Regions from separate parts of the Homo sapiens genome. Here region 2 is linked to region 1. Evidence: chromatin contacts called from ENCODE Hi-C or POLR2A ChIA-PET data. All regions are on one chromosome and are shown on one strand. The core of a region is the stretch at or near the end of the contact, and the rest is flanking DNA. Distances in the headings are between cores, read along the strand shown. Region 1 holds the start of MAP2K6 (mitogen-activated protein kinase kinase 6). Region 2 holds the start of BPTF (bromodomain PHD finger transcription factor).

Region 1 (2,570 bases), core at 51-2,550:
AGTATAAGTCCGAGCTCATTTTTGCCCATGCCCTGCTCACTCCTCTCCATTCCTTGCAGTGAATTGTGCTAAGCATCTCTGGCTTCCTTGTGAAAAAGGTGATGCCGTTCTCCATCAGGGTGCTGTGTACCCACTATGTGTGAGCGGTACAGAATGAATGAACATCCCAGGGCCCTAGAAAGGCGCCTGGCACATCCTGGACACTCAACAAGTATCTTTTAATTTTAATGAATAAATTCAAGATATTCGACTGTATTCATTTTCCACCCACTTTCCCCCTAGGCCAGGGACTCTCCTCCCAGGTGAGAAAAAATCATCTAGATACCTTAATTTTGATAAAGTTAGCGTTGATGTATAAAAAGCAGAACTTCCTCTGTAACCCTGTGAGAAATGAGAAGCCTCCAATCTTCTTCCCCACACCTACCCCCTACTGAGTTTCGGGTTCCTTGGAAATAACTGACCTGGATTGTTTCTGACAAAATAAAACTTTGCATCTTCTCCACAGAGCAAAGGTAACCTTACCTCCAGCCAACCCAATCATCCATACATTTTTCTTACTAGAAAAAATGTTTTTAAAAATGGAGGTGTGGCCGGGCGCGGTGGCTCACGCCTGTAATCCCAGCACTTTGGGAGGCCGAGGTGGGCGGATCATAAGGTCAGGAGTTCGAGACCAGCCTGGCTAAATGTTGACACCCCGTCTCTACTAAAAATTAGCCGGGCGTGGTGGCGCATACCTGTAATCCCAGCTACTTGGGAGGCTAAGGCAGGAGAATTGCTTGAACCCGGGAGGCGGAGGTTGCAGTGAGCAGAGATCGCGCCACTGCACTCCAGCCTGGGCGACAGAGCGAGACTCCCTCTCGGGAAAAAAACAACAACAACAACAACAAAAAAACCCCCAAACAAACAAAAAACGGAGGTGTGAGGGTAAAACGTCTACAGGCAAGAACAGCACAACAGGTGCTGAGCTGCAAAATCAACACACTAAACTCCCAAACAGACCTTCTCGACAAGCCAAAAGCTCTTTAGCTAACCTAATATTCTTTAGCTGTTGTTTCAGAGGCTTTTCGAGAACAAAACTGCCGCCCCGTCTTGGCCTTGCCGCTTTTCACCCATCACTCTACTGAGTGTGTGTCTGACTTGTTTATCTGGACGCAATCTTTGTCGCACCCAGTTATCTCGCTCAGCGACCGGGGCGACCACGTTTCCTTAAATCAGAGCCCCGTGGACTCCGCCGGAGAACTACATTACCCAGCGGCCTTCGCGCCCTTCGCAGGAAGGACGTCTGCGCACTAAGATACTCAGTTCCAAGTTTGGAGCTTTTAGCTGCCAGCCCTGGCCCATCATGTAGCTGCAGCACAGCCTTCCCTAACGTTGCAACTGGGGGAAAAATCACTTTCCAGTCTGTTTTGCAAGGTGTGCATTTCCATCTTGATTCCCTGAAAGTCCATCTGCTGCATCGGTCAAGAGAAACTCCACTTGCATGAAGATTGCACGCCTGCAGCTTGCATCTTTGTTGCAAAACTAGCTACAGAAGAGAAGCAAGGCAAAGTCTTTTGTGCTCCCCTCCCCCATCAAAGGAAAGGGGAAAATGTCTCAGTCGAAAGGTAAGAGGCTGTTTGCATTAGTTGCAAAAATGCAAAGGGTTGTGCATGCATTTATGAATGCATGGATGCAATTTTCGCCTGGCGAGTGCATTTTTAAGTTTGAGGTTTTCCACAGCTCAGTTGCATTTCCTGTTTAGTATGTGTCTTTTTTTGCAGACACAGAGAGTTCCTGTAAGGCAGGGCTTGCAGTTCAGCTGTGCATTGACGTTATTTGCATTCTTCTGCTAGGATTACTGAGCTCTTTTTGCCTTTTGCACAGTCAGGAGAGACAGAGCAGGTTGGTAGCGTCTAAATGTGCAAGGCTTTATATAATTGTAAAATTCTTTACTATGCACAGATATTGTAAGTAATTTTGTATGCAACAGGAATAGAAACTTTTAAAAACTCTATAGGTGAAGATGAAAGGTAAAACTTGAGTTAAACTACTAGGAAATTAATGTAATCTTATATTCTTTGGGGGAAATAGACCGTTGCGGTGCCAGTATTTAGCTAAATTTCCATTGATATCGCCTTGAACATTAGGTAACTTTTGATTTTTAAAGGAAGTAAAGGTGAAGGGTGAATAACAGCATATCACAAAAAAGCAGACGAGTCTTGCTCTTCTGAGATTTTGCACTTTACACCAATTGCTTATTGGCTCGCAAAATTTAGAAGCAGCAGTGAAGACCTAATGTTTTATGTCTGCCCATTTGGGGGATGCTTTGCATCTTGGGGGAAAATATTGGGGGTAAAACTGTACTTTTAAGCATTACAGTAGTGTGAAGGGACTGCACTGTTTCATTGACAAGCATAATGAAATATTTTAAGTGTGTAACTGCGTGTATTTAGTCAGCTGTAATAGGTTGGAAGTTCACGTTATGGTTGTTTTCTTTATGTTCTTTTATTTTCTTTTCTTAATTTTTGTTTTTAAACACAGTTGTATTTTGCAGGCTTAATGTCACCCTGGGAAGGGGATTTAAAAAATTC
Region 2 (2,570 bases), core at 20-2,519, 1.6 Mb before region 1:
TCCTCCCACCTCAGCCTCTCGCTAGCTGGGACCACAGGTGCACACCACCATGCCCGGCTAATTTTTCAAATTTTTTCTAAAGACGAGGTCCTGCTATGTTGCCCAGGCTGGTCTTGAACTCTTGACCTCAAGCTATCATCCGGCCTTGGCCTCTCAAAGGACTGGGATTGCAGGTGTGAGCTACCACGCCCGGCCAACTATTTTTCTTTAAATTACTTTTCGGTTGTCACTTCTCTCAATAAATATTCATATGTTTATAACACCTTTCTCTTATCTAAAGAGCTGACCTCAACCACTCAGGGTTGAGTCGCTGTGATAAGGTTTGAGGGTGCCTGAAATGTCATCATGATTCGTCCTTTGGGCTAAGCTGAAACCTAGTGACTTGTCAGGTCAATAAATTAAGGTTATTTCCCGATAATACAAACATTTAACACCGTGAAGTAGGTTTTAGGCAGGATTCCCTCTTTTCCACTGCAAAGGAGAGGTAAGTTCTTGCTGAGGTGATCGAAGTCCTAGCTGGGGCACTGGGAAGGTGGCGGGACATTGGAACGTGCAGTAGTTGCGTTCTGGAGTTTACTGAGGCTTTCCCAGTGCGGATTCCACGCTACAGGTCTTAGGGCGCCCCTCCCTCCGGGCGTGGCAGCCCGGGGCGTGGCTCCTGGCACAGATCCGGAGCAGTTGTCATTGGAGTCATTTTCTGGACTCCAGCTCCATGCTTCAGAGTTTCCTAAGTTCAGGGGGCTTGTCTCTCTGTCCCCTCGACTAATTTCCCTCTGTCGCTGGCGCTGCCCGGTGCCCTCGGTCGCTTGGGCCGCCCCTCTCCGCGACTTTTTTTTTTCTTTCTCTCGCTGGCTCTTTCAGCATCAGTTTCCATAGGGGGAGGGAAGGGAATGATATTTGGGGGCTCCCTTGCCTTCCTCTCCGAGCCGCGAAAGGGGAGACGCGGGGAGGAGGTCCGGCCGGCTTTGGGCTCCAGCCAGCGGTCCGCGGAGACTTTGGTCTCCGAAGGCCTTTGACGCCGGGCATTTCGCGAGCTGCGCGCCCCTCTCAGCCGCGCCACCTGCGCCCGGAGTTTTGCCGCGCCACCCGCGCCCGGAGTCCAGCCGCACCGCGCTGTGCCGAGCCCAGGCGCCCAGGGCTCCCCGCCCCCGACTCGACGCTCCCGCGCTCCCCCTAGCGGCCGCCGCGCCGCTTCGCTCCGTCCCAGGCTCGTCGGCGGCGCAGCTCACGTGACCGCGCTCTGGGCCTGCGGCCGCTGTCGGTTCCCCCAGTCACCGAGCGAGAGGGAAGAAACAAGATGGCGGCTGAAGGCGATCCGGAGTGGGGCCCCAGCAATTCGGATTGAGCCTTCTCCCTCCACCCGCTTCCGTCGGCCGGGCCCCTCCCGCCCGGCCCCGCGGGCCTCCCCACCCGGCCCCGGCGCTCCCCACCGCCCCCCCTGCGCCCGCCCCTCCCCCTTCGCTTTCCTTCTCCCCCCGCCTCGGCTCCGACATGAGGGGCCGGCGGGGCAGGCCGCCCAAGCAGCCCGCGGCTCCCGCTGCGGAGCGCTGCGCCCCGGCCCCGCCGCCACCGCCGCCGCCGCCCACGTCCGGACCCATCGGGGGGCTCCGCTCGCGGCACCGCGGCAGCAGCCGGGGCAGGTGGGCCGCCGCCCAGGCTGAGGTGGCGCCCAAGACGCGGCTGAGCTCGCCCAGGGGGGGCAGCAGTAGCCGGAGGAAGCCGCCGCCGCCGCCGCCGGCCCCCCCCAGCACCAGCGCCCCGGGCCGGGGGGGGCGAGGAGGCGGGGGCGGCAGGACGGGGGGCGGGGGCGGCGGCGGCCACCTGGCCCGGACCACCGCGGCCCGGAGGGCCGTCAACAAAGTGGTGTACGATGACCACGAGAGCGAGGAGGAGGAGGAAGAGGAGGACATGGTCTCCGAGGAGGAGGAGGAGGAGGACGGCGACGCCGAGGAGACCCAGGATTCTGAGGACGACGAGGAGGATGAGATGGAAGAGGACGACGATGACTCCGATTATCCGGAGGAGATGGAAGACGACGACGACGACGCCAGTTACTGCACGGAAAGCAGCTTCAGGAGCCATAGTACCTACAGCAGCACTCCAGGTACCCACCCAGCCCAGTTGCTGCAGACTCCTTCCCCACCTCCTCTGCCCTCCCCCCTTGCTCACTCGTGTGCTGTGCATCCTGCTCCGATCTCCCCCCAACCCCGCCTCCCCCCCAAACAGAGGGGAAATGCGACGGCACATCAAGTGGCAAAAAACTAGATTTACAAGAGGAAAGAGGCGCATTGTTCAAAATGGAGATTGCATTGTTGCAGTTTGCAGGCCACACTCGCTCGCTCTCTCTCCCCCCCCCAACCCCCTTTTTTTCCTCTTCAAAATTTGTGCCAGTGCAGTGTCTCCACCGGGCAGGATTGAAACTTTGGCAAACACATATCCATTGCATTCATTTTTCTCCCCTTGTTTTGGTGTGGTTTTCTGGAATGAAAGAAGCCTCTTGTTTTGCAAACCTCTTTGCATTTCTAATGTGGTTTCTTTCGGATTTTTATTATATATCTGTTACTTAAAAG

Evidence for each region. A loop is a pair of places that touch in the nucleus more often than their neighbours do. ChIA-PET counts read pairs that join two places held with the same protein, here RNA polymerase II (POLR2A). Pooled maps may share reads with other maps.
Region 2: a loop to region 1 is called in a pooled map, with 9 times the contacts of the local background. The contact joins the promoter of BPTF here to the promoter of MAP2K6 in region 1. A Hi-C loop is called at or near these places in 1 of 37 single-sample maps with no recorded cell type and 5 of 50 pooled maps. POLR2A ChIA-PET finds 5 or more read pairs at or near these places in 1 of 52 experiments (CD4-positive, alpha-beta T cell).

What each region holds. Positions count from the first base shown.
Region 1 is chr17:69,413,397-69,415,966 of GRCh38, forward strand. It overlaps MAP2K6 (mitogen-activated protein kinase kinase 6), which reads left to right and starts at 1,301. Exons shown (of 12, transcript NM_002758.4): 1 at 1,301-1,604. The coding sequence starts at 1,589.
Region 2 is chr17:67,824,234-67,826,803 of GRCh38, forward strand. It overlaps BPTF (bromodomain PHD finger transcription factor), which reads left to right and starts at 1,270. Exons shown (of 28, transcript NM_182641.4): 1 at 1,270-2,104. The coding sequence starts at 1,492. RefSeq lists enhancers at 518-1,215, 1,216-1,911, 1,874-2,143 and silencers at 1,124-1,193, 1,394-1,443, 1,624-1,823.